Regions from separate parts of the Homo sapiens genome. Here region 1 is linked to region 2. The links are chromatin contacts, found by Hi-C in ENCODE. All regions are on one chromosome and are shown on one strand. Each heading gives the region's core, a stretch centred on a gene start or an enhancer-like site at or near the end of the contact. The rest is flanking DNA. Distances are from core to core; before and after follow the strand shown.

What was found. Hi-C counts contacts between places; a loop is a spot of excess contacts on that map. Pooled maps may share reads with other maps.
Region 1: a pooled map shows a loop between it and region 2 (8-fold over the local background). The contact joins the enhancer-like site here to the promoter of PARP8 in region 2. A Hi-C loop is called at or near these places in 3 of 50 pooled maps.

What each region holds. Positions count from the first base shown.
Region 1 is chr5:52,722,406-52,728,210 of GRCh38, reverse strand. The region is part of intron 2 of PELO-AS1 (PELO antisense RNA 1); the gene reads left to right. Among named protein-coding and RNA genes, the nearest start is that of ITGA1, 63 kb to the left of the region's middle. Within about 2 kb of position 2,675, at least 14 of the 41 ENCODE cell types and tissues checked have a DNase peak (open chromatin) inside an H3K27ac peak, as active enhancers do.
Region 2 is chr5:50,664,403-50,669,732 of GRCh38, reverse strand. It overlaps PARP8 (poly(ADP-ribose) polymerase family member 8), which reads right to left and starts at 3,096. Exons shown (of 26, transcript NM_024615.4): 1 at 2,547-3,096; 2 at 1,608-1,662. The coding sequence starts at 2,637. RefSeq lists silencers at 1,972-2,301, 2,994-3,053, 3,104-3,253 and enhancers at 1,274-2,473, 1,909-2,821.

The sequences.
Region 1 (5,805 bases), core at 1,426-3,925, 2.1 Mb before region 2:
GTTCAAATTTTGGCTCTACTCTTTGTCTTTTTATGTGTTGTCTGAATTTTTCATAATAAGCATGTGGTAGTTTTTCTACTAAAAAAAAAAACAAGCTATTTTCACTTTAAAAAACAACAACAACAACATATGGATCTATTTTTTGGTGACTTGCCATTTCTGTTCCTTTGAAATTCATCCTGTGTCTTTGGAAGACTAGGATATGTGGCTCTCCCTGCCTTAAAGGGATCCTGATTGATCTTCTCTGGTGGCAAGAAAGCTCAGCCTCCTCCTTCCTGCAGGATAAAGGAGTGGCTTGGAAAAGTGGTCAGATCGGAAGGCCCTCGAGACCAGCTCCCTTTCCCACAGCCCTTCAGTGTCTGACTCAGAGGGAAACTGGCGCTGTTCTCTGGTATCCTCTCTCCTTTCGTCTCCACACCTAGTGTGCCAGCGTTGTTCTCCAAACAAAGAACAGACCATGTAAATTCTGTGACCGAAGCTTCATTGATATGAAGGAGAAACAATTGCCAGACCTATTCTGGCCTTCTGTAAACAAAACTTTTTTTTAGAGAAAGCTTGCATGCCATTTTTAGAGAAAGTTATTGTATGCCAGAAATTAGACAGTGAGGGAAAGGCCAAATTCCTGGTGATATTTATCTTGCTATTCTGTTCCCTTCAGGAACTATCTCTCTATCTCAGGATAATTTTTTTGTTTGTTCTAAGAATTATATTGTGTATGAAACTCTGTGCATGCACAAAGATAAATAATTTTCTTTTTTATTATTACAGATAGAGAAAAATTTGAAATCCTTGACAGTTTCATTTTCACAAAATTAAACTGAAGTAAATCATACATTATATAAATAATGTTAATTGATCTTGCTGATAGCATATGGAAAAACTTGGTTTGCACTTTTCCTAAACTAAAGATAATTGCTTTGACAAAGATGAAAAATATTGCATAAGAAACATTTAATCTCTTGTCAGGATCTGGGTAGCCTTATAAGGCTCTGAGATGGTGTGCTGGGGAAGATATCAAAGAGATGAACAGCACAAGTGAGCAGGCAGTAAAAAGCTCAATGGCAGAGAGAACTCCAAGGACTTAAAAATATGTACTCAGACATAAGCTTATAATGCAAGTTATCTATATTGTTGAGCAAAATGGATATGTATATTTTGTATTATGTAAGTCCTTTTGTTTTTCAAAGAAGAGACACTCTCAGATTTCCTTAGATCTATTCCCCTCAAACTTTCCCACTGAAGTATTCCTAAATGGGAGAGGAGTAACAATGGATACTTTTCAACGTGTCAAAGAGTGGTGGGTTTTGGATTTAGAAGAGACCAATATCACCATAAGATCAGACTCTAAGACCAGGGAAATAGAAACTAGAAAGGATCTTGTCACTTTATTGCATTAAATAGACATGAAAGAAGGAAGAAGGATGAGGTATATCTAGAGAAACCCCTACCCTAGTTTAAGGGGCCAAGTTACACATGTCTATGTTTGATATTAAGACATATATTAAAAATACAATTCATACCAGAAAAGTCATGGCATTCTCAATTTGAGAGCTGGGATGGACTTTGGACAACCCTGATGTTCCATACACATAATTTCAATATTATACTTGAACAGAGGAGCTGAAGAGAGTTTTCCCAGTGCATGAAAACAATGAATGGTAAAATAGGAATCATCACCCAGGTTCCTAAGTGCTGGTGCAAAATTCTTCCAGTTTCCACTCCGTTGCCCTCCCATGAGTCAAATGGTTTTAGTGTGGTCAGTGTCTTCTGCATGGAAATGCAAGCATTTCACTTTTAAAAACATACAACTTTAAAACTAATGTAAGCAATTTAAGTAACGGAGATGGCATTAATACAACCAACATGCCTATCAACAATTATTTAACTATCTCAACCTTCAATTTGGAGAGGTCAGTTCTTTAAGTGAAGGAATTATCCAGGTTCTAATTAATGAAAATGTGATAGTCCCAGAGAATATTCTTATATGGAATTTCTTTTAGCAGTCTAATTTTAAACAGCTGGAACTCATTTGTTAAGCTGTAGCCTATTCCACTTTTTGAAAAGTGTGGTATGTGGGACTTTTTTTCCACACAGAAGTGGAACTTTCTGGAAAGTCTGAACATATTGCCGTACTTGACCTTACAGGCTAGCAGCTGCTTGGAGACCCTGTTGGGCAGCTTGAGCCTTTTGTGCTCCACCTGTGTTCAGCTATTAGCGTTATACTGTGGTAAGCACTGATTCAAGGCCGAGGGACTGGCTGCCTTCAAGGATCCCATTGTTTATAGCCCTTCCTTTTACTTAATGTTCTGTTTCTGTAATTATTGATGTTGTTGAATCTGATCAAAAGCACAGGTGCAGCACCTCTTGCAGGTCCATGTTGTACTGAAGGTTTAAGAATTCACAGGCTAATAGGGGTGTAGAGGAAGAAGAAGGTTAAGGAGTATTCATTGCCTTGACTCCAAAACGTGGTGAGAGAATGCTGCAAAATACAGAAGCTTAAAACATTGCAGCAACTCCTTGACTGTTTCACCGTGGTTTGTTTTACATACCACAGCATCCTGTATGAAGATGGATTCCCATATATCAGAGATGAGAAACAGGACACGGCTCACCTTGGGCTTATCAGACTGCATCTGACGCATGAAACAACAGGAAGCTGTTGATAGCTGAGGTGAAACAGCAAGCAGTGACTGGTTTAGAAATGTCATAATACCAGACATTGACCCCACCCCCAACCTCATGTACTAGGTTCCAGAGTAAAAATAGAACAAGTATCTATCAAAAGCAAACACTTAAGTTTGGGGTTTTCTCCTGCTCTATTCTCTGGAACACGTCCCTTGTCTGATATCACACACTGTGTTCCAGCTCATACAGTCAATCTGTCCAGGTTCACAACTAAACCTTTCTGCAGAGAAAGGGAACAATGGAGTACACTATGGCCATGGTTTAATACAAGGAAGGTGTGATGTTTAAAAATTTCTTGGCACAGGTTAAAGTACAAGTGAATTTTTTTCAGGTGTTCTCTGTTATCCCTTTACTTTAGGACTGTGACTTTTATGGTTTGTTTATCTAGATAGAATCACAAGTCCTGAATCATTAATTTATTCCTTCAAGTCTTTTTTTTTTTTTCTTTTTGAGACCGAGTCTCACTCTGTTGTCCAGGCTGGAGTACAGTGGCGTGATCTTGGCTCACTGCAACCTCTGCCTCCCAGGTTCAAGCAATTCTCCATGTCTCAGCCTCCTGAGTAGCTGGGACAACCACCCCCAGCTAATTTTTGCATTTTTAGTAGAGACGGGGTTTCACCATGTTGGCCAGGCTGGTCTCCAACTCCTGACCTCAGGTGATCCACTCACCTTGGCCTCCCAATGTGCTGGGATTACAGGCATGAGCCACGATGCCTGGCCTCAAGTATTTATTGAATGCTGTTCACTGGGTCAGGCACTCAGGATTGTGAGAAACTTGATAGTCATAACTCCTAGATATGGATCTTGTAGAGTAGCTATTGTATACAACCTTCATCTGCCCTCTAAAACAGCATTTCTCAGTTAGTTCCATAAGAATTAGTCTGTACAGACATGGTTTGAGTGACTATTTTCTCAGTTTTTTCCAAGAATGGTAGATCGTGGGTGCCACTTCACATGCATAGAGGATTGAGTTAATTCATTGCTTACAATGGATGCCTTAGGCCATTAGGGCCAATTGATCCTAAGTGATAAGGTTTTTCCAAAAGGAATAAAAGCTCCAGCTACAACGTTGGTCAAAACTAGTAGGAAGAGACAACATTAATAATTAGGAGTTTCACAACACTGTTCCTTCACCACAGACAACTGGCCTTGAAGAGAGAAAGGACAAATAAGTGTGTACAGGATTTTTTTAAAAAATTAACCTCTAAGTGTTGAGCAAGTTAGGGGAGTATTTCATGGGGGAAGATATTGTTTGAAGGTGGGAGGTTATCAGGTAGCAAGCCATGCTGAATTCATATGGGAAGGAAGAATATAAAGCATTTGAGAGTTATTGGGGATGAAAGAAAGATGAGGATCAGATATTATTAAGAACTGCTGGGAATGCATAATGTACTAGAATCCCTCTAGATGTTTTTGAGAGATGCAAACAAATATTGGAATTCCCATTCTGCCTATATTTAAAGACAATACATCTCTGGGCCTGGACCACATGGATTTTCATTTTGGTAGGGTTATACTCCTATGAGCTCACGTGAACCTGCTCATCAGCTTGATGGGTGCCTGTGATGTGACACCAGCGTACTGGCCTCTATTCTTTTTTTTTTAAATTATTATTATTATACTTTAAGTTTTAGGGTACATGTGCACAACATGCAGGTTTGTTACATAAGTATACATGTGCCATGTTGGTGTGCTGCACCCATTAACTCCTCATTTAACATTAGGTATATCTCCTAATGCTATCCCTCCCCCCTCCCCCCACTCCACAACAGTCCCCGGTGTGTGATGTTCCCCTTCCTGTGTCCATGTGTTCTCATTGTTCAGTTCCCACCTATGAGTGAGAACATGCGGTGTTTGGTTTTTTTGTCCTTGCGATAGTTTGCTGAGAATCATGGTTTTCAGCTTCATCCATGTCCCTACAAAGGACACGAACTCATCATTTTTATGGCTGCATAGTATTCCATGGTGTATATATGCCACATTTTCTTAATCCAGTCTATCATTGTTGAGGATTTGGGTTGGTTCCAATTCTTTGCTATTGTGAATAGTGCCGCAATAAACATACGTGTGCATGTGTCTTTATAGCAGCATGATTTATAGTCTTTGGGTATATACCCAGTAATGGGATGGCTGGGTCAAATGGTATTTCTAGTTTTAGATCCCTGAGGAATTGCCAGACCGACTTCCACAATGGTTGAACTAGTTTACAGTCCCACCAACAGTGTAAAACTGTTCCTATTTCTCCACATCCTCTCCAGCACCTGTTGTTTCCTGACTTTTTAATGATCGCCATTCTAACTGGTGTGAGATGGTATCTCATTGTGGTTTTGATTTGCATTTCTCTGACGGCCAGTGATGATGAGCATTTTTTCATGTGTCTTTTGGCTGCATAAATGTCTTCTTTTGAGAAGAGTGTTCATATCCTTTGCCCACTTTTTGATGGGGTTGTTTGTTTTTTTCTTGTAAATTTGTTTGAGTTCATTGTAGATTCTGGATATTAGCTATTTGTCAGATGGGTAGGCTGCAAAAATTTTCTTCCACTCTGTAGGTTGTTCTTCCATTCTGTAGGTTGTTCACTCTGATGGTGGTTTCTTTTGCTGTGCAGAAGCTCTTTAGTTTAATTGGATCCCATTTGTCAATTTTGGCTTTAGTTGCCATTGCTTTTGGTGTTTTAGACATGAAGTCCTTGCCCATGCCTATGTCCTGAATGGTATTGCCTAGGTTTTCTTCTGGGGTTTTTATGGTTTTAGGTCTAACGTTTAAGTCTTTAATCCATCTTGAATTAATTTTTGTATAAGGTGCAAGGAAGAGATCCAGTTTCAGCTTTCTACATATGGCTAGCCAGTTTTCCCAGCACCATTTATTAAATAGGGAATCCCTTCCCCATTTCTTGTTTTTGTCAGGTTTGTCAAAGATCAGATAGTTGTAGATATGTGGCATTATTTCTGAGGGCTCTGTTCTGTTCCATTGGTCTATATCTCTGTTTTGGTACCAGTACCATGCTGTTTTGGTTACTGTAGCCTAGTAGTATAGTTTGAAGTCAGGTAGTGTGATGCCTCCAGCTTTGTTCTTTTGGCTTAGGATTGACTTGGCGATGTGGGCTCTTTTTTTTGTTCCATA
Region 2 (5,330 bases), core at 1,847-4,346:
AAACTGATGTTATCTCGCTTAATTATTCATCCCAACACCTGGCCTTGCTCCCTTTTCCACCTCTAGCTATGTTAACACTAGAGTCCAATAATTTGCTGATAAAGAATCTTAACTGCAGTATCTAACAGATCTTAGTGATTAAGCATATGATTTACCCTTTGATTGTACAGATAAGTAAACTGAGGCCAAAAGAACTGAGGTATCTTATTAAAAATCAGAAAGCTAGTTACTTGAAAAGCCCACCTGTCCTTCCTGTCCACATGTCTCACCAGAAAAACAGCAATAGTGAAAAGTCAACTCTGTTTTTAATGGGCCACTTTGTATATTTTAACTGTTAAAATAATCCAAGAGGATATTAGTCATATACGAAGATCCTTTAGATATAATGTGTAGGACCAGCGTTAATTTAATCAACCAAGTCTCCTCTCATTGAATTATTAATTCATAATTACAAAGATGACATTACAGTAAATTAAGAAATACTGTAATTTCATTCTCTCCCAAAAAGTATACACTTAAGTTTGGTGATTCACTGTTATATTTTCAACTAGTAAATCAATGTGCTAATTCTGGGGCTTAGGTATATTGCATATACTGGAATGATATTCACTTTAAATGTTTTGAGATGTATAATGTAATACAGATCCTACGTGTTTTTAAAAGTTCACATCAATTTCAAGCTTTTAAAAATGTATGTACACAAGAAAGCTTCTTTTGCAATTTATATGTTTATAAATGTTTCCATTAGCTAAGATATATTTTGGAATGTGATCAAACAATATTGAATGTCAAGTCCTAACAGCAGGGCTGGTCTAAGGAATTCCCTCTAAGCTAAATCTGGTACTTCTCATATGTGGCTACTGCTCTTTTAAACTACTGTGTCCCTAAAGGGCTAAAAGGAAGAAAATCCTAACTCAACAAGTGAAGGTAGCAAGGCATAGTATTTGAATGGCTACCTTTCATTTTAACTCTACTTCCTAAATTCAAAATTGGATTTGGGTTTGTTTCAAGTTGTTCACAATTTACTAACGAAATGTGCATCTCTCATTCTTCCCCCAAAAGAAAGAAGTCATCCACTCCAGCTACATATAAGTCTCCAATTTCTATACGTGAAAACCGAAATACCACTCATTGAAAAAAAAATGTACAGAGAATTGGCAGGCTGCATGTTTATGTAAACCTTCAGAAAACATGGAAACACGCAGCCCCAACTCACCAGGAAAATCAACACTTCTGATCAAACTATTTTGTGACATTTTATGTCTTTTATACATTTCACTTCATATCCAGTATTCCAGTTTTGCACCGGCGTGCCTGTATCAACCCCAAATCGCCTGAGAGCAATCTAGTACTGTAGCAGAACAGTTTCAACATGAAGAGTTCTGCTCATTGCCTGTGGCGTGGTCCTCGAAACACCTGAATCAAACATTGATTCCCCTCCTCCTGCTATTTAAAACCGAGGGACGTCAGGCTTGGGTAGCAGGTAAAGAAAAGCCACAATAATCAAACAAACAAGCAACCAAAATACCCGAACACGGAACACGCTAAGAACAAAGGAAACACAAGAGTGTGAACAGGAAATGAAGCAACTCTATACACATAAATACCTTCTGGGGCCGCCAACGTAGGTAAAAGTAAAGGTGGAGTCAGAGTATCTGAAATCTGAAACAGAAAGTCCCGTCAAAAGCTACCCCTGGAGTGGATTTGTTTTAACCCCGATCAGGACTTGAGCCCCACATTCGGTGGTGTCAGGGGAGGCCTGGCCGGGCAGAAGGCAAGGGCTAGAGGGCGGCGAGGTCCCTCTGCGCCGCGTCCGAGGGGATGCGGCGCGCCCCCGACTGGGTGCAGCGGGAGGCCGCCCCCCGCAACAAGTGCCGGGTGCCATGGCAACAGCGGGAATTTCCCGATAGGGGAGGCCGGAAGCAGCCTCAGCCGGGCTCGCGGTAGCGAAAGCAAAATCCCGGGGGAGCAAAATGGACGAAAGGCGACCCCCAGGCAGGGGCGCTGGGTGCCTTGGGAATCCGAGGAATCCCTTCTCTTTGCCAGTCGGAGGGGACTAGAGGGAGCCGAAGGGGCCGGAGATGGGCCGAGCGCTGCCCCCCGGGGGTCCTCGGCGCCGGGCGCAGCTTACAAGCGCAGCGCAGCGCAGCAGGCTCCATTCCCGGCCGCCGCCGCTCAGCCCATTGCGCAAACCAACCCCGCTCTGCCGCCGCTGCTGGAACCCAGGAAGCGTGCTTGGAGGCTTCGGGCACTACGCGGGGCTGGAAATACCACGCACTGCCCCTTCGCCTAGACCCCCGCTCCGGCCACGCGGGCTCTGCCCTCAAAGCTGGTGGCTGCCTCAGACTTGGCGGTGGGGGAGGGGAAGGGGAGAGGCTGGCGCCCCCTCCCCCTTTTGGCTCCCGCGCTCGTTGCAGCAGCTGTTGCCAAATGAACCCCAGAATGGGGACGTGCAACCCTCCACCCCACCCCCAGCCACAGACGTCGCGGTCAGAAAACTGGGAAGGGGGCGCTGGGTCCGAGGTTCTGGAAAAGCAAGAACTCACCTGCAAACAGGCAGTCCTTCTCAGCTCTGGACTTCTGGATCACGACGTCGATATCCTTCTGAATTCGCTCTTGCCTTGAACACATCCCCATTAAATAAATCCCTGGAAAAGAAGCAGCCGCTATTTCCACCCCACCCCACCCCCCTCGCACGCTTCCAGCTTTCGTAAATATTCAGTTAAAAATGAAACCTCTGGCCGAGGCAGGGGCTGAAGGCGAAGTGGTTTCGGAAGTGATCCTGGGTGAGAGAAGAGGAGGAGGAGGAGGGGGAGGAGGAGGAGGAGGGGGAGGTCGGCTTTGCATTCCCAGATGTGACCGCCCAGCTGCTGCTCGCCGCTGCTGGATTCCAATTTCCTCCCCTTCTGACAATGGATGGTGATGACACCAAGTCTCACTTTCTCCCTCACCCGCCCGGACCAACGGCCGTGGGGGCCGAGGTGCCGGGGACAGCCAGAGAGCAATCACCGGCTGGGCGGCGGGCGCCGGCGAGGGGCGAGCCCCGCTCCGGCTCACGCGCGCACACCCCTCACGGCTCGCACGCCGGCCTTCCACACCCGCGCACACTCGCGCCCGCGGGCGGCGGCAGCCGTGCCCAGGCTGCTGCAGCGCCGCCCGCCCGCCGCAGACCCTCCGCGCCCGCCGCCTAGTCACCCCGCCGGCCGCGGGCTGCCGGGGCTCGCAGAGTATTAGCCATCCCGGGCGGGAGCCGCTTCTCCCCACACCGACCTCCACTCGCGCCGGGAGCTGAGCGGTCGTGAAGACTCCCTGGGGCTCCCAGCCTTCCCTCTCCGCGCCCCTCCCCCCATCACTTTTATGAATTCGACTCCACTTTCTAAAGGAATTATAGTCTTGTGGCAAACCCAAACCGGAGTGGCTGGGAGGGGGAAAAGGGGGGAAAAGAAAATCTTTAAAAATTAAAAAAATAATAAAACGAACAAATCTTTCCTTATTGCCACATCACATAACACGGAAAAGGCCTTAAAATTACTCCAGACGTGCACCCTCCCCTTCCCTCAGTGCCTGAGTCTTTTTCCTCCAGATCGAAGTAGTTCAGCCCTTTTGGGGCGCCGTTTACGAAACACAGCCCCTTTTGAGGGACTTCCTCCTCTTGAAACTCACCAGTTCTCCCTTCCTAGGTGTTTCTGTTCATGAGAAATGGTCAGAATCAACTGGCACGTTCCAGGGTCTTCCTAAAAGATGGAAACCTGTTTGGCTTGATTTTTAAAACCACCTCCTTTGACAGTCAAGGGAAAGCTACAATCCAGGTGTTCAGAAATGAGATACTGCTCTGATTCTCACTTTCTGTTCTGCCTAAGGACACCCCAGGCTGACGTAGCTGCCCCACCTCTATATTGGTTTATGCCCTAGGAGAGGTCTCCAGCAGGCACTTTTCTTGTTGATCTTTTCTCCACTGAGAAGGCTCCCGCCAGTAGACCATGACTCCTTTTGCTTTGCATACTCAGTGCCATGTACAGTGCCTGGAATACAGGAGGGTGGCCTAAATGTTGGCTGAATGCACGAATGGTCATTTCTTGCAGCCTCTTTTCATTACCCTGTCTCATCACTTTTCTTATCAGCATAAGTGCCCAAGAGTTGCCAAACTGTTTCAGACCCTTAATCAATTTAGTTCTGATTCTGACCGTGACAACATGATGTTCAGCACGGTAGGAATGACTGCCATCCCTGAAGGAGTCTTAAGATTCTGTAGAATCAATGAAAGATCCTATGTTCTAACTCCTTTATCTTTCAGGAAACAAATTACAAAATAATTTCCTTGTCCAGTCATATTCACTATGAGTTACAAAAGGAAACATTCTGCATTATTGAGATCCACTGCAGCCTTTGATGTAGTAAAGCCACAGTCACAACAGTCTATATCTCCTGCTCAGTCCTCTCCTGAAATGCTTCCTGTTTAGGGTAGGACAGGTTCAAGCCCTTTGTCCTTCCTGGATATGTTGCTTTGTGTAGGCCCTTTGGCTGCCAAAAATGCTCTCTTCTCTTCCACATCACCACTGAGAATCATGAGTATTTCTTCTTCCATTATGTGCTTTAATTTCTCTGAAAGGCTGAAAGTCTATTAACTCACAAGAATTTATTTTATAGTTATCTAGCCACAAGGCTTGCATCTTCCAAGTAGAACCCTTACTACAAATAAATGTGAAATAGTTTTAAAGCTACCAAATATTTTTTTGTCTGGATGAGCTCTTAGTTTACTACTCACTCCTTAAAATAGGCCTTCTTGTGACTTGTCCTATATTTGATTTTTTTTTAAGCTTCATGGGCTGCCCTGTTTTGGTTAAACAAAGCTAACCTCACCCTGTTCATGCCCTTAAGGTGTGATGTATTTAATAAATATTTGTACATTTGAAGGAGTAAGATTAAAAAATAAAAACCTATCTAGTATGTATTTCTGCAAGATAAATTTCTCTAATTAAAAACTATACCAACGTAGATCCTTCCAAGGATCTTCCAGGCTAGATCCTTATGGAGCACTTTGCTCAAAGTAAGTCAGCCCATATCCAGGATCCTTTCTTTACCTTGCCCCATCTCCGAATATTTAAATGTTTATATTATGTGTGCTCAACATACTTCCCTTATCAAAAACTATATGCGCCTTTGAGATGAAACAGTTCTATCTCTCCTTAAACACTCATGAGTATACAACATACACACACATGCATTCAGGAACGTGGCACATAAGAGGCCCTTCACCAATTTGTTAAATAAATAAAATCAATATTTACAGTGAGGGAGAACTCAGGTGGTATCCCAAACTAAATTGAAGA